Linked DNA regions of Mus musculus: regions 1, 2, 3, 4 and 6 are each linked to region 5. The links are chromatin loops, found by intact Hi-C in ENCODE. Cell type or tissue: heart. All regions are shown on one strand.

Region 1 (5,000 bases), 150 kb after region 5:
AGGGGATGTGGGGCTGTTTAGAAAATGTTCCAACTTGTAATAAGGACACATGCTCCACTATGTTCATAGCAGCCTTATTTATAATAGCCAGAAGCTACAGAAAATATGCTACATTTACACAATGGAGTACTACTCAGCTATGAAAAACAATGAATTTATAAATTCTTAGGCAAATGGATGGATCTGGAGGATAGAATCCTGAGTGAGGTAACCCAATCACAAAAGAACACACATGGTATGTACTCAGTGATAAGTGGGTATTAGCCCAGAAACTTAGAATACCCAAGATACAATTTGCAAAACACATGAAACTCAAGAAGGAAGACCAAAGTGTGGATACTTTGTTCCTTCTTAGAATGGGGAACAAAATACCTATGGAAGGAGTTATAGTGACAAAGTTTGGAGCTGATATGGAAGGAATGACCATCCAGAGACTGCCTCACCTGGGGATCCATCCCATAAACAACCACCAAACCCAGACACTATTGCATATGCCAGCAAGATTTTGCTGACAGGACCCTGATATAGCTGTCTCATATGAGGATATGCCAGTGCCTGGCAAATACAGAAGTGGATGCTTACAGTTATCTATTAAATGGAATACAGGGCCCACAATGAAGGAGCTAAAGAAAGTACTCAAGGAGCTAGAGGGGTCTGCAACTCTATAGGAGGAACAACAATATGAACTAACCAGTACCCCCCAGAGCTTGTGTCTCTAGGTGAATATGTAGCATCCCTATCAGGCCATCAAAGGGAAGAGAGGCTCTTGGTCTTGTGAAGATTATATGCCCCAGAACAGGGGAATGCCAGGGCCAGGAAGTGGGAGTGGGTGGCTTTGGGAGCAGAGCTTGGGGGAGGGTATAGGGGACTTTCTGGATAGCATTTGAAATGTAAATGGAGAAAATATCTAATAAGAAAATGTAAAAAAGAACCAAATAAAAAACCCCCCAAAACCAATATTTTATAAGAAAGCTCTATGATTTATAGCACAGTTTTTGTCTTTGAAACAGGATAATGTGTGTGTGTGTGTGTGTGTGTGTGTGTGTGTGTGTGTGTGGTGTGTGTGTGTGTGTACAGAAAACCAATCTATAATTAAAGGAACTCAGGACATTTCATGCTGTAAACTCAGGTTGAAAACTGCCCTATTAACCTACCATTGAGCAAAGTTACAGAAAGTAAAGTCTATGGAGAAATCACATACGGAAACAGCACCAGCAACACTGCCTCCCCTGTGTTTCAAGTGAGTATTACCTGCAGAAAGTAGGAGTGTGTGAGTTCCTAGGTGATGTGAAAACTGCTATCTAACTACTACCCTTGACTGAAACAAGGAGATGAAATTAAAGCACTAGAAAGCTAACATTAGCAATAATTCATAGCAGTTCTATTTCCTGGAACTCAAGTGGAATTATCCTTTCAGATATCTCTGAAGTGAAAAAGCAGACAGTAAGAAAAGACAGCAAATGAATTAGAAGCTAATGTGGTACTTGCCAATCTCAACCTTTTGAGCTAGCATTCATAGTGGAAAGACAGTGCATAACATTTGTGTTATTCTTGCTTATCAAACAGGCCTCTTTATTCAGTTATATGTGAATAAATATTTTATTATAAAAATAAATTTTTAAATAGTATTTTGATAACATGCCAAAAAATTTGTCCAGGAAACCCCAAATCATGCACAATTAACCTGAAACTAGATTCTTCATCTTTAAAAAGAGAGTCCTACTACTGTCATCACAGAGATCATGGAAAGGCTGAAGACCGTGTTTGGTTGTGAATCACTTAATCGAACATCTAGGTCACATAGTAGGCTCTTAATAAGTGTTACTGAAGTCAAGTGTCCACTGCCTTTTCTCATTTAGAAAGCTCTGGGATCTCCAGAGTTATGTACTTCTAGGGAAATTCCATCCCCAAGGCCCCCTAGTCTTGGCAGAAGCACTTCTCAGCTGTAGCGTAGACTGTCCTGTCACCCAGCATCTTCAAATTAGTAAGTCTGGGAAACTATCCTGGGATAATTCAGGTCAAAGTTCAAAATTCATGTAGATATCACTGACTGTAAAAGCCTAAATTACATTTGAAATCTTAAGTCCAAGGCAATTCAGGGAAATGTAGCTCCTAACTTTGTTGGGTCTGAAATAAAAGAACAGCAAAAGGAGTTTGGACTGGAAGTTGAGGAGGTAAACATACCGTGCTACTGTTGTTCAATAAAACCATATGCTATGGGATTCAGAAGTAGTAGATGTCTTTTGTTTGTTACTAGTGTTCAGTTTTTACTCTCTAATTTTGCCGGAGCCAGCTCCTCATATCTGAAGGAACTCCAGCATCGTTGAGTCAACTGAATAGAAGCAGAAACATACAGGTAAAGGAACTTCCAAATGCTGCTGGGACCAAGTAAAAAGTAAACTGAAGAGTGGTTTGTGAACCTTCGCAAGACAGCATTACTGATGCGGTTTGAGTGGAAACCAGGTTAGAACTGTTTGAGGGGTGATGGTGGAGCAAGAAATGGAGACAGCAAGAACAGACAAAGCTCCTGAGCTGTCTGACTATAGAAGGGGAGACACTGTAGAAGAAGAGACAGAACAGCTTCAGAGAGCTTCGGGGTTCTGCTGATGGCCAGTCCAGCCAGCCTAGATTTCGAATTCAATACCTTTGGATATCTCTGAACATCCTGTCCCAGAAGTGTACTGAGGAGGGCTGTATTAAGGACACACAGTTCAGTATGTTCTCTGTCCCAGATATGTTAAGATCTATTCCTACAGGAAGGAAGCCAAATGAAAAAATGAGTTGGCCAGACACTCTTGTATTTTTAACCTTTACCCTGACTTTTCCATTTTCCTCAAAAAAAATGCTCTTAAGCAAATTGAGGCTAATGCCATTAGCAGATGGAGGACTATTAGCCAGTTTAGAGTCAAGTGCAAGCCCACCCATAGCAGAGGTCCTACGGTAAGCATCTTTATGGACTTCTTCCTAGCTCTATTTTGTGCTCCTCCCTTATTTTCATTCTTAAGTATCCACTCTCTTGTTAGCAGCTTAATATGTTCTTACACATCATTTTAAAATCTATATGGAAGAAAACAACAGTATAATAGATATATAAAGATATGATCCCTTCCCCTTCCCTGATACTAATTCTGTAACTGTCTCAATGGAAACCACAGGTTATCTATAGACTTGTGTTTTATGACCAACTTTGCTAGAGACCCTTTTCCACTAAAGGAAGGAACACAATGTTCTTCTATCACAAAAACATGTAGTTTTAGGACAGTGGGCTCTGCAATCGCAATCCAGCTCTTGGTCCAGAAAGACTGGAGTCAGACTGGACTGATTCTCCGAGGGCTGTGCCTGTGTGCAAGCAGACGCATCCCCTTGGCAATCAATCACTCTGAAAACAGTTTGCAGACAAAGGAATCTCATGTCCTAACAGATAGTTTGTACAAAATCATTATGTGCATACTTACACTTTTATTTTCAATCATTCATTCAGCCCCACATGTGTCAAGCTAAATATGTCACATTCTGCCCCAAATGTGTCATAGTCAGCTCCAAATGCATGAAATAGTGAAAACACAATTTAAGCCCAGCATTGAGGCAAATACCCAGTTAACATGTGCTTCATTTCCAGGGAAACTTGGGTCTCCTGGGCAGAAATTATAAAGAAAAATACTAAAAATTTATAGCAAGATAATTTTAGCTTAGGATATTATAGCTTACTTTTAGACCTAGGATATAAATCAAGAAGCATATAAACAAAAACCATAAAAAGGATGCTTGCTTGCCTCTGTTACAACTCACTTATTCGAAAAAAGAAAATAATTAGCTTGTAGGGCCTAATTACTCTTTTATAACTTTTGTTTAAATACATTTAATTGAATTTGTCTAGAGAAAAAAAATACAGAACTTGAAGCATTTTCCACAATCATGTTGATTTTTCCATCAAAGCTCCTGGCTTTCTCACCAGGCATTCTAATTTGTAATAATACGGTCCTATTTTTCATTTTAGGCTTTACCCCATAGTTCCAGAGTCTAGAATTAACCCCTATATCACAAAACTGAGCACAGGAGCTTCTCCAAACCCTCCTATGACTTCTGTCACATACTCTCTTGCTGTTCTAGTTCTAAGATAAATTTTGTTTAGCCTCCACTATCAATTCATCTGTACCTGTCTTGGGTATTGTTCATCTCATAGCCTATTTACCCACATAGTTATTTATGTTCACATAAAACCTATGAATGATGCATCTGTGAACCATGCATTGTGCACTCTGGTACCACCATTGACATAGTTTATATATGCTACTTAATTTCAGATAAATTGAATTCATTTAGGTAAGAAGCTTTCTGAAACCGGAAGTGTGAGATTTTTGGGAATTGAAATCGAACCTTTTGTTTTAAGCTGTAACAACAAGGTTAATTATAACTGGACTCTGTGGTGCCAATGATCCTTCTTAGTGGGAGTTCTTTTTACTTTGCTGAGACCTTTGGCTTAATTCATCTCCCTCTTTACTCCCTGACTTAGCAGGAAAGCTTTAGATAGATGTATGCCCACTGAGTCCACTTGATTGTTCAGATCTATCACCTCTACCTGCTTCCATGCCTCTGCCCATTCTCATACCCCTTACCCAATGTGTTCTCTTGCATCCTAGAACCTGCCAGGATGTCAATAGTTATAGGTTGTTAGCCATCTGTACAGCCCATCAACTTTGGTTTGAATTTTATTTTCATGTCTCTCTTCTTTTTCATCCTTATCACACCCAAAGTCAAGCTCTTATCTGTTTGCCAGAAATACAAATTAAACTTGCTTCTGAGGCACAGAGAAGTCTTAGCAACTGCTGTGGAAGACTTGAAATTTGTCCCTTTCCTACCAGTGTTTGGCTCCATACATCTTTTATTGTTGGATCTCATTGAGTTGCAGTGAAGTCTCAGAAAGAAAGTAAAAACCAAAAATCACAATTTGTATATCATCTTTATTACAGTTAAAATTTATCTTAAAATAGCCACAAAAG
Region 2 (5,000 bases), 200 kb before region 5:
GGCTGGCCCTGAACTGATAGCAATCTTGTGGTCTGTCTTCAGATTACTGGGACTATAGAAAGGTTCTACTACCATTCCCAGCTAAGATTACATCCCCATTCTTACCAGATTCTTAGTCAATTGTGCTAACACAATAGCTTGCCACCAGAGATGGTAATGGTACAATTTCCAACCAAGTTAAATGCAGACTTGGGTTCAAAGCAGTAAAAGGAGTTATAAGACTGGAAGGGGGATGACGAGGTAATCACCATGAAGACCTGTCCCATGGCTAGCGAATCTGAAATTCAGTCAGTCAAGTTCTGTGTCTCATGTAAGTTCCCATATACTTAGTAAACTAAGTTTATCTAGGAAAACAAAAAGTTAAAAAGTGACCAAAAAAAAAAAAAGATTATAAAGAAGGAAAGAGCAGACTACAGTGTGCTTTGTATTGAAGAATTCAGAATAATTTCAAGTCTAGCCACCACGTCTTTACTCTGATCCCTTCTCTTCCCTCTGATCCAGTTTTTGCATCACTATTGAGCACTGGCCCACAGTGCTTTTTCAGAGATTACCTACTGCACTGACAGATTTTTGCTTCCTGGGGGACCAAGGGGCCTTCCTGAAGGTATCATGTTGTTGAGAGACTTCTCTAGTGCTTCAGCCCTGTGCAAATCTAGTTCATCACGTGAGCTCACACGCAAGCACCTTCCTTCCCCGACCTTTGAACTGCTGCTCTCACTACAAAGGCATCTTCCTTGCTCTAATTTTTTTCTTTAAGAAGTAAGCCAAGATGACCTGCTGAGGGAAGTCCTACTGGGTTTCAGTAATCACAATTCCATTATCTGTTACTTTTTCAGTCTGTATCCAGTGTCCTCTTCTCTCTACCAGCCTATAACCTCTTCAGGGTAAAAGCTCCATTTGTCACCTGTTTAGAGCCTTACCCACCCACTGGGCAGGGCAGCCACACAACAAACTTCACAAGCACTTTTAGTGTCCAAGAAGGATGTTCTTTTAGGGAGGAGGGTGTTGAGACATTGTTTCCCTGAGTAACAGAGCCCTGGCTGCCCTGAACTTTGTACACCAGGCTGGCCTCAAACTCACTGCCTCTGCCTCTCCCGTGCTGCTATTAAAACCATGAGCCATCCGGCCCAGGAAAAAGGAATATTCTTAATACATCTTCTGCAGCTAGTTAGTGGTTCCCTGGAAATCACAGAGGGAAGAAATCTCTAAGCACAGAAACATAGTCTAAGTAATTAAATATTATTGTGGTGCAATAAACCTCTCACAATTGAAATGTTTTCTAATTGTTCTTTAATGTCTAAAATGTAAATACAATTAGATAAAGATGTCTAAAAAACAAACCTACAGAGTTTGACAATTCTTGTTTTGAACTGTTACTTATACCTGTAAAGCCACAAAATATACAAATATACATATATATGTATATATATGTACACATATATATACATATATATATAAACTGTGCTATTTTAACACAGGAGAATATTTACATAGGAGCTGAAGAGATGGCTGCATGATTAAGAACATTAGCTGTTCTTTCAACAGACCCAGATTCAAGTCTGAGCACCCACATGGAAACTCACAACTGTAACTCTATTTCAGGATATTCCCTGACACCCTCTACTAGCATTACATGATGCACAGACATACATTCAGGCAAAACACCCACTTATATAAGATAATAAAACTTAAAAATTAATATAGTGCTAGTCAAATGGTTCAGCAAATAAAAGCACTGCTACTTGGCCTGATATCTAAATCTAACAGCCCCCTCCCCATATGATAGGAGAGGATTGGTTTCCTCAAGTTCTTATGACCTCCACATATAAACTATGGCATCTACAAAGTCACCTCTAAGTACACACACATATACACACACACACATCAAATAAAAATTTTAAATGTAATCAATAAAACAACTGGTGCTGGAGAGATGACCCAGCAGTTAAGAGCAGTTAAGAACCAGGGTTTTGTCTCCAGTACCCACATGGGGGCTCACAACAATCCGTAACTCCAGTCCTAGGGGATTCAACACCTTCTTTTGACCTCCTTGGACAACAGGCATGCATGTGATACGCATAGATAAAACACTGGGAAAACACTCATACAAATAAAAATATAAAATAAAGCAAAACAGAAAACATTAACAAGATCCAAACAAGGCCAACTGTCATAAGACTAAAAATTTCAAGGACTTATCCATAAAAGCAAAACCTTCCCCACCTCCTCCCTTTTTTAAGGAGGTTGAGAGATCCCAATGAAAGACAAGAAGGGATGGAGATCTTGCTGTTCCTGGAGCAGCATGCACAACGACATAGCAGGAAACCACAAACAAGCAACTGGTCCTACTGATAAGAGCAGCAGCTGCTCTAAGGCAACAGGAGGAAGGAAACTCATCTTCTGACTAGAGTACTCCCTGGGGCTGGTCTGGAGCCTGCAATTCACGTTTGCTGGTTGGCATATAAATAGAACCTGAGTTAAATTTTTTTCCTAACAGTCCCCCAGGACGAACAAAACACACACGTAAACATCTATTCTGAAAGTCCAAGCAGGACTAGGAATGTAGAACACTTGTTTAAGCATTCCTAGGGCCCTACAATTAACACAGTATCACCACAAATCCAAAATGGCACATGCAGCCGATCTGCAGACTATAAAACGAGCTATGAGCTCTATATAACACCTGCACCCTGCATCAGAGGTACAAGCCCATGGACAGAGGGCAGAGTCTGTCTTCTGAGGAGCGCAGCAAGGACAGATACTTTGCAGCTATAAACCCTGAAAGCACACTGAACCCCTCTATGTCCCTGCCAGTTCTACTTCAAAGTGAACCCCTTAAAATCATAATTTATAAGAAGCCAAGACTGTGGAGCAAGTTGGAATTATGGCCACAGCTTCCTCTGAAAATAAGTGGTAGAGAAATGGAACTACCACTGAAAATAAGACCCAGGAGACAATGTGAATTAACAACAGTGTATAGTGCCCAAGTCAGAACTACGTAAAAGGTGTGTAGTTACAGACAAGACTCCATGTGAAATGTTTAGAAGCATTCACGAAGATGGTTCCCTTCAAAACTGCTTCACTTGAAGAAAACTATATTGTAAAGCTGGCAATCCACTGCTTTCTGTCTACACAAAGCATAGCAGGCTGAAGTAGCCAGAGAAAAAAGGCAGGAGGACAGAGGAGCAGCCACTGTTCCTGTGCACCAGTGGAAGCTGTGTTAGGCGCTACCTCCACTAACTCTGTCTCAGGGTTAATTTCAGGAGGAAACTGAGACACCAGTGTTTTGGGTAATTCACCAGAACCCCAAAGAACCTCAAAAGCCTGCTCACACACCACAATGCCCAGGGAAAACAGATACTACTAATTAGCTTGCCAAAGCAAGAGGAAAACAGGAACACAGCTATCCGTCTCCAGCCAGTTTATGATTTTAAGGATCAAATCCATGGAGGGGAGGGACAAAGAAAACATACAGGACTAAGAAGATGATAGTCTGTCCTGACTTCCATCTCCAGCACCCATGTGAAAGACTGCGTGTGGTGGCATGTCCTTGTAGCACTGGGGAGACACAAAGAGGTCAGCTGTGGGTCTTGCTGGCCAGCCAGTCTAGCCTTAAGTAGTAAGTGCTGGGGTCAAATAAAAGGTCTCAAAAATGAGGTGGATGGCACACAAAAAATGACAGCTGAGGTTGTCCTCTGGAGCCCACAATCAATGTTCACACATGTTGTATCTATCTACATACACAAAAGAACAAATTACACACGAAAACCTTAAAGTATCAAGTTAACATAGGTGTCAGTAAACTTCAGCCTATAGCCTATTTTTGTATAACCTAGGAGAAGCTAGAATATCCTGCACCCCTAACTCCATAGCCCCAGTAGAAGAGATTGAATGCAGAGCCTCAATATATGCTAGGCAAACACTCTACCACTAAGCTTTCCCCTCTGCTTTCTGAGAAAGGGCATCACTTATTGCCTTAGAGTCAGTATGTAGCCCAGGCAAGCCTTGAATTTATCAGTCCTCCCGCTTCAGCCTCCTAAGTAGTTGTTATGCACCACCAGACATATTTAGCTTCACGTTTTGAAGGGACTGTTTAAAGAAGAAGGTGATGCACTTCAAAAATCCTTGAGGCCCACAAAAGCCTAGATTGGTAATCATCCTGTCCTTTATAGAAGTCTGCATTTTAGGTTTAAACACTTTGAGAATATTGTTAGTACCACAATCATCAGCTTTCCCTTTCAAGTCAACCTCAACTTAGCAAATATGCACTCTGGGCTAGTCAGAAACAAGGCATCGTATCAGATGCCACTTCAACCTTCTCTGTTAAGCCAGTTGATGCTCCATAGTGACGTGCATTTTTAGTTTTGTTACTGTAACAGTACCCACAGGCAAAAGACGGACTTGGGGTCTCTTCCTCACCCATCTGGCTACCTGACCTGTCAGAGCCCAGCGCAGCACCTGCACCCTAAAGAGGATTAACAAGAGCTATGATACTCAAGGCTGGCTTTAGTAACTGACTGCATTCTTTCTCTGAAGGGTATTATGTTCCATCACCAAACCCTCCCAGGAAGAAGGGTGAAATGGATTTCAAGGTGAATAGAAAGTAATTTGTAACAGCCATAAATATTAGGGCAAACTTTCAACATACACAAACAGCAGATCCTTAGTTATTAAGTTAGATGACAGAATGCTATTACTGAAACAGCAAAGATGAAACCCAAAGGTAGCCTAATGTCAGCACATGTAGGCTGGGTGGGAGTGAGAGGGCTATGTGTTGTAATTTTCCTAAGTAATGATGTTTTCTAAGAAGCAATTAAGGGGTCCGTGAGATGGCTCAGCAGGTAAGGACACTTGCTGCCAAACCTGATGCTCTGAGTTTGATGCCTGGAACCAACTCCTCCGGGTTGTGTTTTGACCTCTGGCATACATTCACACACATAAAATGCAAAGAACTAAACTCTAAACCAACCTATCATGTGGCGCACACATATACAGACAAG
Region 3 (5,000 bases), 110 kb after region 5:
TTAACAGAGACCCACAATTGGCCTATGTGCTGTGAATCAGAGACTTCAAAATAATCAATTTTAAGTGGGACATTGTACTGACGGCTCAGAGATTTGAAAGATTGTCAACAACCAGAAGTGTTAGGTGACTACGAATGTTTCTTAGACACACCTGGAGAGCTACACATATGAACTCACAGTGTTTCTGACAGCATGCACAAGACCTGTGCAAACTCAACCAGACAAATCCCAGCATGGAAGGGGCTATATGGGCACAAAGTCCCACCCCTACCCAAGGGGCTATTGGTAAATGAGAGTTGCTAGGCTCAAAGAGTTGGGTTTTGTTTTTGTTTGCTTTGTTTTGTTTTGTTTTGTTTTAATGGTGTGACCCTGGTAGGATGACTATGCTCCAGGGCAGGCCCCACACCCAAGAGTATTTGGGTGACACTAACTGGACTCAACGGGTTAAAAAAGAAGAGAAAAGGAATCAGTGAGAGCCCATGAAGCTGGGTAGATAGGAAGGGGCGGGTGGGTTTGGCAGGCATTAGGGTGGGGGGAAATATGATCTAAATACATTGTATGGTATCTTCAAAAAAATAATAACGTGGTTAAAACAATAACAACAAAGATTCTAGATTTATACTGACAAATGGGTAGTTTTGCCTTATCCGCAACCCTTAAAATATACCTATTACCTTACTTCAAAATGAATCCAGTCCATCATTTCTATTGTAATCTTTCAGTTAACAATCTCGGATAGCTTTCCATTACACTTATAGTAAAACCTAGTCTCCTGATTATATTGAGTGTGCACTGAGGCAGCTAATCTCTTCAATCTCATTCAAGCGTCTTCCCTGTTTTCACTTCTTTTCTCCTCAGGGCACCTGCTCATGCTCTTCCTTCTCCAGCACCACTGGTTTTTCCCAGCTCCCCAGCATCACTTGGGTATCAGTTGAAAAATTTCCCAGATACTTCCTAGAGTCCCCTCCCCATGATGCTCTAGGCGTGTACATTCTTTTGTGGCTCTTACTATAACTCAAATTGTATTTATCTAGCTCTTTGTCTTTACTAAGCACCAGAAATACCCTTATGGATCAATATAAGTTCCATGCAGTGGTGACTATTAGTTCACTGATCACTGCTTGCCTGACACCCATATTCTGTTCAGCTTAGGTAAATGCTTTGTGTTGTACTCTTTATATACTTCAGGTGAATGTCCTAGACTTATTTTTCCACTCTGCCTTTGCTTCAGCTGTACACCCTTAACCCTCACTCCATTCCACATAAAAACATTTTTCAGATTCTTTGTGATCTTATTTCCTTGATTTGTAACAAAAATTGCTGCTTTGCAAAGGATTTAGAAGAACTGATTACTAGAAAAGTGTAAGCAACTTCTAAGATGTTTCTATTATATTCTCAGATCTGTGTATTTACTTAAAAGCTGTAACTTTCTGGTCTGAACTCCTTGGTCTCTGCTTTCTCCATCTGTTTCTCATGGTTGAACACCAACACATCTGTATCAGATCCTTGAAGGAAAGGACTGTAGGTGTTGGTTTACACATTTATGCATTTACTTGGTTCTGTATTTCAAGGTGTGGATGGCTACAGATAAATAAATGCGAAATGCCTGATTCTGTAGAAACATCTTTGTACAATGAAACACCTTATACAGACAAAACACTAATGTGCCTGAGACCCTAGGTTCTATATCAGCAATGCAAACAGTAGCAACAAAACAGAAAGCAGTCAGGCTTGGCTTGGAACCTCTGCCACTTAATATCTAAGGTTCCATTCCTTGATTTATATGAAAGAACAATAGCTATTGTAACTGATGTGAGAAAAAGAGCACTGCTAATGCATTCAGCGGGTCTCTACATGCCAGGTGCTACATGAAGCTCTGAGGATACAGCAGGGAAACAGATGAAAACTCCTGTCTTCACGGGGATTACATTCTAGGGAAGGCAGAGAAGAAATGAAATGGGGCATACACAGTCTATTAGATGGTGCCACATGATAACGACAATTTCCAGCGAGGAAGAGGCATGTAGGTATGTGGGAGGAGAGGCTACGTTTGGGACAGGGTATTTGTGAAGGTGGTAATTGAAAAAAGCAAGGGAGGGATGGGTACAAATTAAGGATATTTGAGGAAGGAACATTCTAGCAGAACCAACTGTAACTGCCAAAACTCTTATCAGAAATGTGTCCATCTTTAGACATAAAGCATGGTCTCCCAAATTATCAGTCAAACACATCTAAAGGTATCAAATAGTAATCTTTGAGGCTTGTTCTTAGGAACTTGTTTCAACCAGTTAGCTGTATGCAGGTGCCAGGGTGATCTAGAGGGCCGTAGCAGGTGTGGTGCGGCAGGCGCAGCCTTGGCTTTACTGTATGTACCCTGTGGAAAACATATTTTTTCCCCTTTTAAAAAGAGGCCATGTTGAAAAGGCTGCAGAGACTAGGGAAGCAAAGCGATGGCTGTATCCATGAGAAGCTGGTACTCGAGACTGAGTGAGGACAAGAGAGGAAGCAATGAACAGTGGAGTATGGATAATTTCAACATTGGAGCCGACAGAATTTGCTGACGAGTTAAATGTGAGGTATGAAGAGTGATTATTTCATGATGGCTTCAAGAAAGCTCAGTAAACGCTGCACTAGGAAAAAAAAAAAAAAAGATACTGTAATCACTCAAACCTTGGAAAGCAGGGGAGGAAACCTATTGGATGTATGTGGCCTGGATCTTATGTGCTGAGCCACTCCCTTAATCTTTTGCAAGAAATAGAAAAGGTTTTCAGAAGGGAAAATAGAAAGCTGAACCCTGGCACTTACTGCTGCTTCTCCTCTCCCTCCATGGCCCCCTCCAGCCTGCCACGTGGCAGCTAGGAGTGTCAAGAGAGAACACTGACCTATTCTTGCTAGAAAGGGGCTCCAGAGCGCTGCCACTGTGACTCCAGCGTTGCTAGGCGACTGAGAGCTCAGGAAGAAAAACACAAGCGACTGGGGACTGTGCGCAAGCGCAGTAAGTGTGCTCTGTTGGGCTTTCGCAGCTGGGTGTGGCTTGCTTCAATCCGGGAGGGAAAGAGTCCCTTGGTTTTTAACTACAGCCTTAGGTTGGACAGTGAGTTTGAAGTTGTAGAGCCCTAAACCTAGTGGGGAATCAGCCCAAAACCTAGTGGGGAGCCAGCCCTGTTGGGTTTGAGGAGTGAGCAAGGAAGGCTTCCAGGTCTCCCCCGCTGCCCGTGGAAACCTGTTTTCCATGAGCACTTCAGAGCTGTGCAAGTCCCGATTCTCATGGGGAAGCTTGGCTATCACTTTTTGACAGAATCTGAAGCTTTAAAATAGAACAAAGGAACGCTGCTCTGCAAATGAGGCTACCTGTAGTTTGTGCATCTGCCCTGTCTGAGCGAGGGTTCAGGAGACTGCAGGTTTAGGCAGACTCCCAGCTTGCATGGCTGCACTTTTCCAAAAGCCCAAGCTCCAGGGAAAAGACCTGGACGATCATCTAGCACCTTGAGCCTGGAAATTTTTACTCCATTTTCCAGTTTCCACTACCAGAGCCAAATGCCCTTGGCACGTGTGATAACTAAACCGTTTTTCTGTATAGGAAAGGAAATGGGGTTAGAGATGTTTCTATTGAACTGAACTCTGCTGTGTATGAGGAATGTGCATAAGCATGGGAAGCCAAAGTCATTTTGTAAATTTATATTCGCGTGGGACAGATGTGGGGTAGTGGAGGCTGGCCTTTTACTCAGGTCCTAAAGTCCTGTTAGGGAGAAGAGATTGTGGATACATTTGACATCCAGCAACCTACATACTTGAGTGTGGACTGTATGTGTCTCTGAATAGGGAGTTATGGGTCACCAAATATGAGGGAAATGGCTTGGAGAACCAGAAAGCTAGGAAGGGAGGGGATGGCATGCATGTTTGCTGAGCCAAGCATTCATTGGACCCACTATCCACAGGGAGAAACGTAGTTGAATCCTAACCATCAAACTGATTATGCACATAGGCCCTGGGAGCAACTGGTGTTTGCCTTGTGGATTCACCTCTTGCTAGCTTGTACATAAGGGAGACATTTAGTATCTCAGAGCCTAAAATTCTTCATTCACAAAATCTGAAAATGCCTAGTGAACTGGCTGGCTTGGTGGTTAACTTTACGTAAGCTAGAGTCATTAGACAGGGAGGAGCCTCAGTTGAAATGCTTCCATGAGATCCAGCTATAAGGCATTTTCTCAATTAGTGATCAATGGAGGAGGGAACAGCCCATTATGGGTGGTGCCATTCCTGGGCTGGTGGTCCTGGGTTCTGTAGGAAAGAAGACTAAATAAGCCTTGTGAAACAAGCCAGTAAGCAGCACCCTTTATGGCCTCTGCATCAGCTCCTACTTCCAGGTTCCTGCCCTGCTTGAGTTCTTATCCTGACTTCCTTTGGTGATAAACAGTGATGTGGACGTGTAAACCAAATAAACTCTTTCCCCACCAACTTGCTTTATGGTTATGGTGTATTGTGTAGCAATAAGACCACAACTGAGAGATCCAGAGTTACTGTCAAGTATAGATATAGATTCACTGTTCTAAGAGCAGTGGCTTACTGCTTTATTTTATGACCTTCATGCCACATGCCAATGAAACTTTTCAGTCATGAAGAATGAGGTTGGGGCTGAAGAGATGGCTCAGAGGTTAAGGGCACTGGTTGCTCTTCCAGAAGTCCTAAGTTCAATTCCCAGCAACCACATGGTGGCTCACGACCATCTGTGAAGGGATCTGATGCCCTGTTCTGGTGTGTCTGAGGACAGCTGCAGTGTACTCATATACCTAAAATAAATAAATAATTCTTTTTAAAAAAATTCTTTAAAAAAATGAAAGAATGAGGTTATGTTGTTTGAAAGAAAAACGGATGCAAGTAAAGAGAATCACTTATTATAAGTCTCCGATAAAAATTATATATATATGTGTATATATGTTTACATACACACACACACACATATATATATATATATATATATATATATATATATATATATA
Region 4 (5,000 bases), 120 kb after region 5:
TTTGTAGTCACACATAAAAACCATTATTGTATTCCTTAGAGAGTCTTCACATTTTAAACATGATAATTAAATGCTCTTTTAAGCTGAACACTTAAGTCTTTAACACCTGCCCATAAATTTTACTTAGATCCCTTTCTTTGATGGTGCAACTTGCCATCTCTGTAATTTCCAGGGGAGGAGTACTATTATTTATTGAACTTTGAGATTAGGCCCATGTTGAAATCCTTGTTTTGTGTGTTTGAAGAACCTGTTTAAATTCTTCCAGCCTTCAATTTTGAATATTTTGGTTGTTAATTAAAAAAAAAAAAAAGATCTGAACTCAGTGGTTCATTCCTTTAATCCAAACATCAGGAGGTAAAGGCAGAAGATTCAAGGACAGGCTGAGCTGTCTGGTGGCATCTTCAAGGCCTGCCTGAGCTAAGTGCACCTTCTCTCAAAAAATCAAGGACTGAGATTAGAGTGCTCATTCAGCAACCAAAAAATAATCTTAAAATGAAAGATATTAATAGACCATTTAGGATTAGTTGGTGGGCAATGCTCTTATAACCACTAGAACAAGAGAGGACCATACGCTGCCCATGAGTCTTCTGCCTGAAATGCAGTGTTCAGAACATTGGCTGGAAGACTCGGAAGCTAGGCTCACATGGATTACAGAGCTTCAGGCTAGCCTGTGCTATACAGACAACAGATTGTCCTCTGCCTCTCCCTCTCACACACACACCATGGCACAAGCTTGGGTAGGTGCAAAACCACCCACTCAAAATGTTATAAAAATTATTTTTAAAAACGTTCACCCCCAAACCCAAACAAAATAAGCATGCAATAAGTATTTCTTTCTGCCACCCTCACTGCCCTCACCTGGTCTAAAGGTGGCCAGCTAGAAAGTGAAGCTTCAGTCATTTGCTTTGTGCCAATTTTCTTCCTTTCAGACTTCATGGCCTCTCACTTACACTTGCTACCTCTTGCTCTAAATCCTGTGAATAACAACGGGACATGATATCCCCAGCAAGGCCTTTCTCATGTAGACTAGGTTGGAATGATTAGGAGCACTGTGTTGTGAGATTCAGTTTTAAATCAGTTTAGTCATAGAGTTAGAAAATTAAAATCAAATTGTGTGATGAATGAATGGTGAGTGAGGCCTGAGGCCTGAAGGCCTTGACAGTGGAGATTGTTAGCTATTTGGTAATGGCTGCAAAGGGTTAATTAAGTGTGCTGCATCCATTGTGAAAAGCCTGAGTTCACAGTATGCTCTGATGAATAATATACAGGTGCTGAGGTCAGCTGAAAAGAAGCAATAATAATTCAAGAATAAGTATGTAATCGCAAAGGCTATGACTTCAGTTTGTGACTTTATGTCATGCCACAGTTTGACACTTGGCCACAGAGCTGATGAACCGTAGTGACTATTTTGATATGGGTGAATCGATACCTTTCTTCTGTAACACAAGTAAAGTTGAGAGATAACAAAATTCCCTTAAAGAGAAAAAAAAAAGGCTAAAAGTATGAGCATGCCTAAAGAATTACAGTTGAGAGCTTCAAGAAGACAGGGGGCTGCTTGATTGATAGCATAGTTTACCTCTGATGCCTCCTACGCCAATGCCATTCTTTGGAAACTCCTACTGCAAATTAAGCTTCCACCAGTCTTTTAAACTATTAGTCTATCCCATCCTTCTTCTTTATATAATTGTGTGTTTCAGGTTGACATTAATTACTGCAGCCTTTATTTGTCTCTCCAGATTTTGGAAACTCAGCTACAATTTGAATCCTGTTATAATAGGCCTGAGGTGAACTACGTAACCGATTTAAGTTTCCCTTTTTGTTGCTTTCTCTTCCAACTGATGAGGATTGAATAATTGGCTATAAACTCAGGAAAAGAAATCTTAGAAGCTTTTCTTATATATTAAGAGAAGAAGAGCTGGGCATGGTGGCTCATGCCTTTGATTCCAGCACTCAGGAGGCAGAGGCAGGCTGATCTCTGAGTTTCAGGCCAGCCTGGGCTACAGAGTGAGTTCCAGGACAGCCAGAGCTGTTACACAGAGAAATTCTGTCAGGAAACCAAAGCCAAAACCCAAAATCCAAAGAAGAAGAAGAAAAAGAAGAGGAGGAGGGGGCTGGTGAGATGGCTCAGTGGGTAAGAGTACCCGACTGCTCTTCCGAAGGTCCGGAGTTCAAGTCCCAGCAACCACATGGTGGCTCACAACCATCTGTAACAAGATCTGACGCCCTCTTCTGGAGTGTCTGAAGACAGCTACAGTGTACTTACATATAAAATAAATCTTTAAAATTTTTTGTTACCCAAGAATAGCTTTAGGGAGTGTCATAGATGACCATTGCTCCTGTGTTAGTAATGGTCAAGTGGGTCTGCAGAGAAGCTTCAGTCAGCAGCCAGAGTAAAGGAGAGTATGTGCTTCCCTGATGGAAATGCTAATTCAGACCACTCTTTTTGTTTGTTCTTCCTGAGACCACTGGAAAACCTGACCCCTCTGAGCCTCTGGCTTTACTGTCCACAGGGGTATCATCATTTAACCTGACTGTTGGGTAAAGTTTAGGAAATAGTTCCATGGGAAAGAGCTTTGTGAAACTGCTACAAAAATTCCTTTCCTGTGAGGGGTATGTAAGTAACACTCCTCTCTTCAAGGTCCCAAGGACAGACAAATCAAGGCATGATTCCAACACATTTCCCCTTGATGGGAACAATAAGTTCATTAGATTTACAGGGTAGTGGGTGAGAGTTACAGGCTGGAGCAGCCACAGGAAGGTCTGCACTCAGCATGGACAATGAGTCCCACGTTGCCTCATAGAAGTAACCATCGTCCCTAGTCCTTCCCAGCCTACGTTCTCTGGTCCCTTCTCCAGACAATGAGCAATTAAGGCAGAATTGCATATGAAACTGGTCCAGAGGAGTGACTGAACACTCCTGCCAAGATCCATGACTCTCCCCACTCCTTCTCTGACAGAATGTTGACCTTCATCAAGGAATGCTGGGATGACCCTTTGTGAGCAGACCCAGCTGCACTCCTGAAGGTGGCCACAGTTTGGCTGGGAAGATAATTCTGCAGAACAGACGCTGGCTTTGTTTAAGAACATATATCACTTATTCAGTCTAATGTAGGTGGTTCTAGTGTTCTAACCTCATCCTCCTGGCAGGAGTTTCAGAGTGAGTGCTCCCCATGTTTGTGTCCGTTGATGTGTACTTTGATGGGCAGTTGCCCTGCAAAGCTAGTATTTCCTTATTGTTTATACTTTAGGTTCTATTTGCTCACTGAGCTTCTGACTAATGTTCATTTTAAAGTAGATATCACTTCTGCAAGAATCTTAGGCTGAGGACAGTTCCCTCCCAATATAATCTACATCAGACTCATATTTATCTCTTTAAACATGAGCGTGAGTCATATAAAAGATAGACCCAAATAACTCATTTTAGATTTTTGTTTTCGTTTCAATATGGGTTTCATTAGTTTGGATGAGAACAGAATAGAAATATATAATGATTCTAAGTATATTACTTTTCTAATGAATGTTTGAGGTTTTTGGAATACATGAAGGCCATATAATTCCATTCTAGGCGTGATTTACAGCTGTCACACCAACTTTTTTCTATCACTTTTGTTCATATGTGGTAATTTGAGATTTGTGTTACAATCCATGATGACTGCTCTCCATACTTTGTATGTTCACATTCTCTGAAGAAATTTATGCTCATTTTGCTTAGATGAGGTATAGACAGAACTGAAACCTTGTTCTGTATTTTTAATATTCTCCCTTGCTTCTCATTGAGCATAGCAGCTACACACTGGGTCCTTTAGACAATGTCTTTTAGGTATCGTCTTATCTGCCAGTTGATCCTGACTACAGACCTTTCCTCATAGGGTTTTCTTGAAGCTCAGGCATGGTGGCCTTGGCGTGCTACCTGGTAAATAGTAAGCACTGCCAGCCGCTGTTTGCAAATATGTTTGAAAGCCTACAGGGTCTCTTTATCCCTGAGGGGCCCGGCTCCAGGAATAGTACTGGTCTCAATGGTTAAGTAAATGAAGTTTTACACAATACTCTCCTTTTCTACTAGACCACTGGTATCTCCCTATTTCTGGAATTTTTCTCAAGGAGTTATAGTTATTAGATATGCTAAGGCCTTTGGTGATAGGCAAAAATTTGTTTTTTTCTTTTCCCACAGGCTGTATCTATTTTCTTGGCTGCTGTTCAGCCTCTTTTGTCTTGAACTTCCCAGAAAGGCCCACACATCTCCAGATCAGATCCTTTGCTCCAGATGATGTGTTCTTTTCCCATAAACAGCACTCAGTCGAGCTTTACACTGCCAGTCTGATTAAACCTATTTTGAATACTTTCAATATAAGTTGAGAAGAGAAACTCGTTTTAGCCTTACTTGTTGTGTTGGAAGGAAACTGGGGCTCCTTTTTCCAGCACCCCTCTCACCACCTATACTTTTACTTGTTTAAGGTCTCATGTGGTCTTCACACTCCTGCCTCGACCTCCCATGCTCTGGGATTATAGGTCTCTACCATCACACAAAATTTGATGCTGTGCTAGAGATTGCACTAAAGCTGTGAGCTATGCCCCCAACCCCTGGCTACTTTATCTATTGGAAACAAACTTGCTAATAAATTTGACAGCATTAGACTCTGACAGGGAGAGTACTAGAGAGTACTACCAGCTCAGAGACAGCACACACCCTTACCCTGTTCTTTCTAAAGGGCTTGTCAGGACCCTCCTTCACCATCTTAGTTCTGTTTCCTGGTGTCGTCAGGGAGCCAAATTCAAGCAGCTAGAGATCTGGATGGAGAGAGCAGGTCACAGAAGAGAAGTTCACTCATTCCTCCCCTAACTCAGAGTCTGTCATCTCTTCATCTGAATGTCTATAACCCAGCTAAGGAAATCATAGCTTTGTTTGCTATTTGACTATAATTTCTAGTTTATACAATTCTTTGGCAAAGAATTCTAGAAGACAGAGTTTACATGTAAAAACAAATCCCTAGTACTGTTCT
Region 5 (5,000 bases):
GTGACTTGCTGCAAGATGCACTGGTGCAATAGTGCACAAAGCTTATAGGAGTAACCAACCAACACCTGATTTGAGTTAAGACTCATTCCATGAGATACAACCCATAACCAATGCTGCTTAAGTGGCCAAGAACCTGAGACTAGATAGGGCAGACACCTAGGGGAAACCAGCTGCTACTGTTCTGCTAAACTCTCAACTTTCTTGATGCTATGACTCTTTAAGGCAGTTCCTCATGTTGTGGTGACCTCAAACCCAAAATTATTTTCATTGATATTTCATAAGTGGAACTTTTATGAATCATAATGTGAGTAGTTTTGGAGAAGTTTCCCAAAGGATCATGACCCATAAGTTGAGAGCCACTGTGCTAAAGGAATGTAACAGTAAAATGATTTCTAATGATATTCTTCTATACTCATAGATCAGTGTCTTGCTTAGCCTTCATCAGAGATGCTTCCTCTTACAGCAGATGGGAACAAACATAGAGACCCACAGGTAGACAATATGCAGAGGGAGAGAAACCTTGCAACATTCAACCCTAAAGGGGATGTATTCATCGAATCTCTTCCCACAGGGCTCAGTGAACCCCACAGAAGAGGAGGCAGAAAGATGTAGGAGCCAGAGAGGATGGAGGAGGACACCAAGAAATCAAGGCTTTCTGACACAAGAGGGCTGGTGCACACATTAACTAACAGAAACTGTGACACCATGCACAGGTCTGCATCAGACAGAGTGCCAGCATTGAGATGGGAAGGAGAGACAGCCCCATCCCTAACCCAGAAGCTTCTCCAAGTGATAGCCACTTACAAATGAAAGAATTAGATAAACAACTATTAAGGGCAGGTAGATGGCCAACACAAAATGAACTCAATGGCATCTTTGGAGGTTCTTTGTCTCAGAATATTGAGTCAGGGTTTCCCCTACCCCCACCTCCCATCACAAGTATTGAGTGCACGCACACACACACACACACACACACACACACACACACACTCTTCTGGTTTTATGTTTTTATGTGATTCCTGTATGTGTGTGAATGTGTGCCTCTGTGTCTATATGCATTTTTTGTGCCTTTTCTATGTCTCTTTTTCTAGCTTGGTTGTTTTGTACTGTTTGAATTTGTTTGTTTTTATTTTATCTTATTCGTCTTCCTCAGATGCCTGCTTGTTTTCTAAAAAGAGATGGAAATGGTGTGGTTCTGGATGGGAGGTGGGGAACTGGGAGGAGTCAGGGGAGGGGAACCTGTATCAGAATGTATTGTATGTAAAAAAAAGTCATTAAAAATAATCATCCATTTTGTGTCGGGCGTGGTAGCATAAGCCCTAAAAGTGATATGTTTTTATTAGAAAAGATAGTTTTGAATCATAAATTAAAGAAGCCATTATTAAGTGCTAACCTCAGTGCTTCTGCTCAGTTAAAGAACCTGATTCCACTGAAATGGGCAACTACCCAGAGGTTTGCAGAAGAACAACAAGGACTTCTTTTGTATTGTAGTCACTTATTCAAAGATTTTAATTCACTAGTCTACATGTTCATGGCTTAATCATGCTGTGAGCATCAGAACTCCTGACAGCTCTGATCTTCCTGACGTCTGCCCCACACCCCATCCTGTCTGGTGCCTGAGCATGCACATCACCAGTGTGCTGTATCATCAACCTTCTTCTCACTTTCTATTTTGAGGCAGGATCTAGCTAGTTGTGCAGAATGGCCTTGAACTTGTGTCCTTCCTGTAGTAACCTCTCAAACTAGCTGGATTTTCAGGACTGATCCACCAGGCCTGGTAAAATTTCTTCTAGTGAAAATATCATCCTGGTCTTTCTTTTTTTTTTCCCAATATTTTTTTATTACGTATTTTCCTCAATTACATTTCCAATGGTATCCCAAAAGTCCCCCATACCCTCCCCCACGCATGAAGGAATTAAACATTGGTGGATTCATGACTGAGTAGGGAGGGACAGATCAGAACCATTCCCAGTGAATCTATTCCAAGTTGAAAAGCCAAATTCAGTCCCCAGAGATCATGCACTCACGTCCTTCCTTCTGGCTATTCTTGCTGCAGCAGGAAGTCCAGGAGGACCTCCTGTTCTGAGGCAGATCATTAGGGTAGGGATCAGTCAGAAAGCTTAAAGATGAAGTAGAAGAAGCTCCCAAGACTCGTGTGACCTGTCTAGATCCTTCCTCACTAAGTCTCTTTATAGACCTTTGAACTGGTGTTGAAGTCCAGGCTTTCTCATAGAGAATTAATGATATGCATATTTACTTTGTAAGGTGTACAGACATTTCAGTTTTATTCTTGTCTCCTTTTAGTGCTCCAAAGACATTTCCTGGCCAAACTATTGACTAGAAATAGCCCAGTCACTTTTCTTTCTGACTAAGACAAGCACTCATGTTTGAAGAACCATTTACTTCTGTCATTTTCTTTTGTTTTTGTTTGTTTGTTTGTTTTGGTTTTTTGGTTTTTTTTGAGACAGAGTCTCCCTGTGTACCTCTGTGGAACTCACTATGTAGACATGTCTCAAACTCAAAGAAATCCACCTGCTTCTGTCTCCTGAGTGCTGGGTTAAAGTTGTATACCACCACCATACATGGCTCATTTATCTTAAAGGCCTGGTAACAAATATTTATGAAGTAAATTAAAAAGAAAGAATCAGGATTTTATTCTGTTCCACCTCATATCTTTTACTAAATACATTGCACATGTAGGAAAAATGGGCATGTAGACACTTGCTCTGGCTAATCTCAGCCCTATGCGTGATGTGTTGTATACAAGCCTTAATCTCTTTCCTAGCTGTGAGCAGGACTTTGAGGTGAATGTTTGTTACTGTAATATAGTTTCTATGCACTGTAATACAGTACATCTGTATTGTAGTGCCTATGCTTATCAAGGGCATTACCAATGTTTTGGACCAGAGAATTACTTGTTTGCTGGGCTCTCCTTTCCACTGAAGGAAGAATTTAGTAGCATTCTGTCCCTTATCAGCCACCTAACAGTAGGATATGATAAAGAAAGATGTTTTTAGATATTGACATATGTCCCTAGGGTGGAAAGGGACTATTAGTTAGAAACCACTTTTTTATTTTACATGAACAATGACAGGGTGGGGGGATTTAAATCAGTAATAAAATTTTGCCTAGCATGAGGAAGACCCCAACTTCAACCCTCTGTTGTAGAAAATAAAAACAAATATGAATAAAACATAGTTTTATTTAAACAATATTTTAAGCAATATTAAAATTGATAAAAACCACATGTCGTGGTGTGTGTGTATGTGTGTGTTTTCTATTAATATTCTACTACAAGGACATACTGGCCTTTCCCCTGAGTAGTAAGGCTTTTGTTTATGGGAACAATAGTTGTTATTTTGGAGCAGAGATTTCTAGGTTATTAAAGTTTCCAAACATAATATTTGATTTCTGTGTAACAGAAAATAGAAAAACAAAACACTTAAATGGCCACAGTCCTCACCTTAATGGACTCTAATGTTAAAAATTAATGAGGTGGCTCATGAGTTAAGGCATTCACTGCTAACGCCAATGCCTTCAGTTTGATCTCTTGGACCCACATGTTGGAAGGAGACCAGGTTCTTGAAATTGTCCTCTGATCTCTGCATGTGCACCATGGCATACTTAAACACAAGACCCCTCTCCCACAAAAGGAATAAAAAATAAAATTAATAAAATAGGGTTGACAAGAAGGCTCAGCAGGTTAAAGCACTTGATGCACAAGCCTGACGATCTGAGCTCAATCTCCAGAACCCACATGCAGATGGAAGGAGAGGCCTGATTCTATAAAGTTGTCTTTTGATCTCTCTTTTTTTTTTTTTGCACACACACACACACACACACACACGCACAGAGAGACAGAGACAGAGACAGAGAGACAGAGACAGAGAGACAGAGACAGAGAGAGACAGAAAGAGAGACACAGAGAGAGAGAGACAGAGAGAGAGAGACAGAGACAGAGACAGAGAGAGAGAACAAACCAGCAAAGTAAATTAATAAATGCACATGGTAAATGCACAATTGATATAGGAAGGCAAGAATGGCCAACATGTCTTGCTCTGGTTGTAATCACCAGTTTTCCCAAAGCTCTATAGTAAGGAAAACATAAACTTCCCTTGGGAGAACTGGAATCATGAGGGTGAACCTTATGTGGAAACAGGATGGTGGTGGCTTGAGGCTAAAGCCAGTTCCAAGAAAATTAAAAGGGAAGCCCTTTGCTTTCCCTAAGAGCTCCGCTTTATCCCAGAGTACACTTGGCTGTATAACTTGGAAATTTAGCTGGTTTTAGTTTGAATATGATACTTTGAACTTAAGAACAAGCCAGCTGAGACTAGTTCTTTGGCAGTGAGCTCTGTCCCCATCTTTTTCAAGGCTGACCTGTTGTGTCTGTGCCAGGGACTCATTTCAGGCCTTTTCCCTGGGTACACAGGCAGCCACTCTCTGCTTGCATGGCTCGTTGTTCTGGGGGAACAATTCAGCCTTTGTCACCATGCTGAGGTTCTCCAGGCAGGCCTCTGGGAATGGATACAGGTTTCTAGTGACTCCAGCACCCATCAGTACTGCTTGAAAGGTGCTGCTGGGCTCCATATTTCCTTAATGAGCTGCCTACTCGAAAGAGACCTGAATGTGTTTGATCTTCCAAAGCACTTGAGGCTCCTGATCTAAAAGTGCAGATGTAAGGAAGAAGTTTTAGCATTCTCTTAGCATGACTTTCATCCACTGAAAGAGGCCCTTTATGTGCTGTAGGCACTGACACCGTAAAGTTCAGAAACACACAACTATACAGGGCCACTTGTATGAGGCCAAAGATATTTAGGAACACAGAGTTTTCTTTTATCATTAACTGTGAACTTTTATGACATTTTCCCGCCTGATTGTTCATTCACTTGCTCATGCAGAAACATTAATTAACCAACAGTGGCATCCTGAACAGTTTTGGAGCATTGTGTGGGAATGTCTGAGGGAGCATAGCAGAGTGGCTAAGAGTATCAAAACATGAA
Region 6 (5,000 bases), 74 kb before region 5:
GAATGTAAAGGCTTCAATAGAAACAGTTGCCACTGGGATTTGATTGCTGCTGCTCATGGGCTCTGGGAAGTGGCTATGCAAACAGCCCAAAATAGTGGCGCAGTGAACTTGTGGAGGAAATACCTAATATCCTACATGGAGACCCAGGCTGGGCAGCATTTGAATGGATGTGTTCTAAGAGAGAGGGATTGGAAGACCCCCTCATTCCTTAGAACCACATCCCAGCAAAAAGTCTCTCCAAATTCTGACTGCTGTTAGAAACCACACAGGGAGACTCTCGTTTTCCTTAGCTTAGGGCTTCCTTAACAAAATGTAAAACAAAAACATCTCAGAATGATGTAGCATGGCACACTCTTCTTATGTGTCCATATGACTAAGGGACAGAAGGTTTTGGAGATGAAATGTGTCTGCATGAACGAGATAGAGGAAGAACTTGCCTACCGTGTGTTCTTCAGGAGACAGTGCTATTACTGTAGGTGAGGATCTGGAATCAGATACCTGCCAGTTGGCCAGTGGCACCCTCAGGGTTCTCCTTATGCCTCACCCTAAAGGAGTGCTCTAGGGTCTAAGCTGCAGGCAGTGGCTCCAGTGGCAGTGGGTGTTGAGCTGAGGACAGAGCTGTTAATTCTCAGAGACAGCATTGTGAAAGAACTGAGCTACTTAGTAGCTCCCCGTGGCTAGTGTGTCTTTCTGTATGAGCAAGCGACTTCTTATGGAGGCTCAAACCTCTCCAGACATTTACGGAATTAACATTCCAAGCTAATTCCGAAACCCAGCCCAGTCCTGAGAGGCTGCCAATGTACAGGGCTGCAGAAACTCCTCAGTGAAGAAAGCAATCCCTGGACCTCAGGAGAGGAGCCAGCCAGGAGCCCTCTCTGATCCCCTACTCTCTGCTACTACGGACACCCTGCCCAGAGATGCAGATGTAAGGTTGTTTTTGTTTGTTTGTTTTTCTTTCACCTTTCTAAGTGGCTCTCAAAAGCCTTTTAACAGACAAGAATGGAGGTTATCCCAGGACAGAACTCCTAGTTTATATTCATCAGATTACACTTGGCTGAGAGAACAGTTGCAGTTGGAAGCAGAATGCTGGGACTTAAGCACTGTGTGTGCTTTAGCTAGTCAGAGGGTCCTGAATTCCAGGAAGAAGGTTATAACAACTAACATTCACAGTTTATTGTCTGCCAGATGTTGCCATAAGGCTATTACATTATTGATAACAACACTTGGAGACAGGTACCATTTGAATCCTTCCATCTAACAGATGAGAAAGCTAAGGCACAAAAAACAAACAAACAAACAAAAAAACCAACTTGCCCAACGGCCAAGGCAGTAATTATAATTTAAATGCTCGTGATAAGTGTTATTGTGATTGTTCTCAGTTTGCAGACAAGAAAATGGAGTTTTAGTTGTCCAAGTATTTATCCAAGTTTGCACAATGTGAAGGGGTGGGTGGAATGGTCTACCTTTAACACTTAGGGACTTCAGCCAAGGTCATAGTACATAAACATAAATATACATATGAAGCTAATATTTAAATGTCTTCTGACTTCTTACATTGTCAGATAACAGCTGGAAGTCCACTCCAAAAGAATTTTCAGATGCAAACCATAAAGAGGCACTAGACATGGGCAGTCTGGCCCCAGCCCCTGGTGGAACAGACTTCTTTCCTGTATCTTGCTTTTGGGTATTACAGCAGTACCGTCCACTTTGGACATGGTCTCTGCAAACAGCTGACCCCAGGTTATCCCCAAATCCAGTGAACCTATACATCTTTGGGACTATTAAGTTAGGAAGAAAAGGGGCTGGTTGTCATCAGCAGGGAATTCTGGTCTCTGACCTGGACCATGAGTCTTGAGATACAGGTTCCAGGAGAATGTTTCTTGATGTGACTTTACTTAAAGCTTCCAAGATGGTCAGAGTGGTGCCCCAGGGTCTCATAATGAAAAGCTTCTTCAGAGGGTATGGGGTGAGAGTAAAGGCTTTTCTTATGTCCCAAGTTCAGTATCCTTGCTCTAGACAACTCCTGTACTATCATTCCTGTCTGAGCCATTGCCCACGGTTTTCAGGGGATCCGAAGTGAGTAGAGGCAACTATGGAAAGTCTGAAAGTCGGGGTGGGGCAGGGTTGTGAGGGGAGCAAGCGAGCTTGAGAGATTTCCTTTCTCCCACCCACACACTTCCTCTTTCCCACTGGCTCCTGCCTCCGGTCAGGGCTACACAAACACTGTTAGAGCAGATCCAAGTCAGGCCACACCCTTTCCTTGTTTACAGACGAACAGGAGGCAGAGAATGGGAATGGGAGACGCCCTGAAATGATTCTCTCAAAAACCGTTATTCTTAGCCAGGAATGAAGACTTCTTAAAAATTAACTGGCCCAGAGCAAAGCTCTTTCTTCCACAAAATTTTAGGGTAACAAGGGGGCCTGCATGCATGGCCAGCCTCTTGTCTCTGAAGCCACTTCCTAGCACCTGGCATGGACTATTTACACGGACTTAATCCTGTCAGTCTGTCAAGGATTCTAAATTTAGGTTCCATACATAAATACAATTTCCTGTGGTGTCTATTATAATTAAAATGTTCCATGGGCTTACTTTTGTGTTTGTTGGTGTTCAAATGAGGGACAAGCTACCGATTTATAGAACCAAATCTCCACACCCACTAACAAACACCTTCAAGCCCCCAGCATTCATTGCTGAGGAACAGGAGGCACTGGCTGTGGATCCAGATTGTGGCAGTGCTGAGGCCTTGTATCGAGTTCCACTAATTCCTGAATTATTCTCTCCTCCTCAGCTGCTAATGCTGTAGCACAGGAGAAATAAAGAGAGAGATCCTGTCTGTTTGAATACAAGAACTTTGGAATCCTGCTTCTGAACCCTAGAAACATTCCACACCAGCAGAAAAGAAAACGCAATGCTCTGTCAGGAAGGCAGGGCTAGAATGGGGCAGACAGTGATCAGATCAGCCAAAGAACAGGAACCAGAAAAGGGAGAGCAGTAAAGAATTGATCTTTCTTCCTTCTTATCTCTCTATCCACATCTGGTCTTCCCTCCCTTCCCCTCTTCTCTTTATACTTCTCTTTTCTCTTCCTTCCACCCATTCCCTCTTGCCCACCCTCCCTTTCTTCGCCCTCCCTCACTGTCTCAACACCACCTACCCTACTCCTTTAAATTCCCAGTGGCTTCCCAAGCAGCTTGGTTTGAGTCAGATGTCCATGTTCTGTTTAATCAGCTGTGACTTGAGGAATGGTGACAAGCACTGTTCCTATCTTGTGGCAAGAGAGAAGTCCTCAGATAAGCAGGAGTAGGCTTGCTCTGGAGAAGGATGTAGTCTGTCCCATCATGTAGCATGCACTTACTATAATGTTTTTATCACAACTACTTCCCTACTGCCCTAGCTCTGGATAATAAGCAGCCTGGGTCAGGCTTCTCACCTGCGCTTCTGCTGTTCAATGAAGCCACACTGAGGGAAAATCAAGACAAAATCCTTATCAAAGTCTCTTCTAATTCCCTACAAAGAAGAAATATTGTATAGAAGCCATCATGACCACAGCTTAGCCCTGTGCTTGGCTGGGCTGTTTGGCACAGGCATAGAATACTATTATTGTCAACCCAGCTCACTTTCCCCTATCTGAGCTGGGTCACAACTAGTACTGTGTTTACTCCATTTGTTCCTAATGCAAAACAATAGCCAGTTCTACCATCTGAAATATCATAAACCTCTCAGTTCATAAATTCTAGACTGGGTTATGTGAGGAATTTCTGGCAGATCCACCAAGAAACCCAGCCAATCTAGATGTTAGAGGAATGTCATGAGTTTGTCGCCAAGTAAGAACATTAACACTTCACCCATATTCCAGAGGAATATAGTCATTCTGCAAATGAGTCTTTGGGGAATGGTCAATATCACCATTACATGCCTTAAGAAATGTGGAAATGTGTATTTGATTTCCTTGATATATGGGTTTATAGGGAAAAAAATGCTCATTGTAAACTAAATTTGTAATCTGTACTGCCAGATTTGCGCACTCTTTCTTTCTTTCCTTCCTTCCTTCCTTCCTTCCTTCCTTCCTTCCTTCCTTCCTTCCTTTCTTTCTTTCTTTCTTTCTTTCTTTCTTTCTTTCTTTCTTTCTTTCTTTCTTTCCCTCCCTTTCCCTCCCTTTCCCTTCCCTTCCCTTCCCTTCCCTTCCCTTCCCTTCCCTTCCCTTCCCTTCCCTTCCCTTCCCTTCCCTTCCCTTCCCTTCCCTTCCCTTCCCTTCCCTTCCCTTCCCTTCCCTTCCCTTCCCTTCCCTTCTCTTCCACTTCCTTCCTTTCCACTTCTTTTCTTCTTTGTGGGCAGGGCAGGGAAGGCTTCCTGTATCCTGGTCTGGTTTTAAACTTCAATTCACTATGTAGCCCAGAATGACCTTGAACACTTTTGGTCCTCCTAGCTGCCTTCACCTCCCAAGTGCTGGGATTATAAGTGTGGAACACTGCACCCAACTAATTTCCATTAACACACAAACACACACATACACACACACTTCTTATAAGACTAATTAAAGACAAATTTTGTAACAAAGCTAAAACACCCTTGCAGTATGTTGAACTTGTCACTTGTCACCCTGGGCTTTGTGTAGGCAAGGATACCTGCAAATGCAAACCACCCACAAAGTTACATATTTATCAAAACATTATGACTTGTTTTTTTGCAGTTTGATTGTGTAGTTCAGTTGTGAGTGAACTTAGTATATGACAACATCACAGTGCAATGTCAAAAGATTGGCCATGTCTGGGTGTAAGCTAAAAAGTGGGGAGAGTATTTAGGTTGTGAAACATGGAGTCAGAGGGCCATAAGAGGACATGATGCAATGTTGGTATTAGTGATGGCTTGCTTTGGTTGTGACTTAAGCCAGAGGTAGTCAGGAATGGTTCTAGAAAGGGAGAACTGGGACCAGGTCATAAAGGTACTTTGGCCAGGCTGAAGGACTGGAATGATCTAGAACAATGTGGAACCTATAGAATA

The links. A loop is a pair of places that touch in the nucleus more often than their neighbours do. Peaks named below come from ENCODE experiments on the same cell type or tissue, not always from the same donor. Only the 100,000 strongest peaks of a DNase experiment are listed, where the experiment ranks them.
Region 1: it touches region 5 in a loop (6-fold over the local background); 2 of 42 quality-filtered maps call a loop at or near these places.
Region 2: it touches region 5 in a loop (7-fold over the local background); 3 of 42 quality-filtered maps call a loop at or near these places.
Region 3: a loop joins it to region 5, with 1.8 times the contacts of the local background. A loop is called at or near these places in 4 of 42 quality-filtered maps.
Region 4: a loop joins it to region 5, with 2.0 times the contacts of the local background. A loop is called at or near these places in 3 of 42 quality-filtered maps.
Region 6: it touches region 5 in a loop (7-fold over the local background); 8 of 42 quality-filtered maps call a loop at or near these places.

The regions. Positions count from the first base shown.
Region 1 is chr11:30,514,618-30,519,617 of GRCm38, forward strand. The region is part of intron 3 of Acyp2 (acylphosphatase 2, muscle type); the gene reads right to left. Among named protein-coding and RNA genes, the nearest start is that of 4930505A04Rik, 45 kb to the left of the region's middle. In heart, no CTCF peak of the experiment used is centred here; a DNase peak (open chromatin) is centred at 2,674.
Region 2 is chr11:30,164,031-30,169,030 of GRCm38, forward strand. All of the region lies in intron 1 of Sptbn1 (spectrin beta, non-erythrocytic 1), which reads right to left. Among named protein-coding and RNA genes, the nearest start is that of Sptbn1, 53 kb to the right of the region's middle. In heart, no CTCF peak of the experiment used is centred here; DNase peaks (open chromatin) are centred at 971 and 2,371; H3K27ac peaks cover 2,778 bases.
Region 3 is chr11:30,468,937-30,473,936 of GRCm38, forward strand. It overlaps 4930505A04Rik (RIKEN cDNA 4930505A04 gene), which reads right to left and starts at 2,893. Exons shown (of 5, transcript NM_001100394.1): 1 at 2,806-2,893. The coding sequence starts at 2,828. In heart, no CTCF peak of the experiment used is centred here; a DNase peak (open chromatin) is centred at 2,935; H3K4me3 peaks cover 1,044 bases; H3K27ac peaks cover 1,830 bases.
Region 4 is chr11:30,480,550-30,485,549 of GRCm38, forward strand. No RefSeq gene overlaps it. Among named protein-coding and RNA genes, the nearest start is that of 4930505A04Rik, 11 kb to the left of the region's middle. In heart, no CTCF peak of the experiment used is centred here; no DNase peak of the experiment used is centred here.
Region 5 is chr11:30,363,144-30,368,143 of GRCm38, forward strand. No RefSeq gene overlaps it. Among named protein-coding and RNA genes, the nearest start is that of Gm40820, 51 kb to the left of the region's middle. In heart, no CTCF peak of the experiment used is centred here; DNase peaks (open chromatin) are centred at 1,628, 2,028 and 4,438.
Region 6 is chr11:30,289,171-30,294,170 of GRCm38, forward strand. No RefSeq gene overlaps it. Among named protein-coding and RNA genes, the nearest start is that of Gm40820, 23 kb to the right of the region's middle. In heart, no CTCF peak of the experiment used is centred here; DNase peaks (open chromatin) are centred at 811 and 2,171; H3K27ac peaks cover 1,709 bases.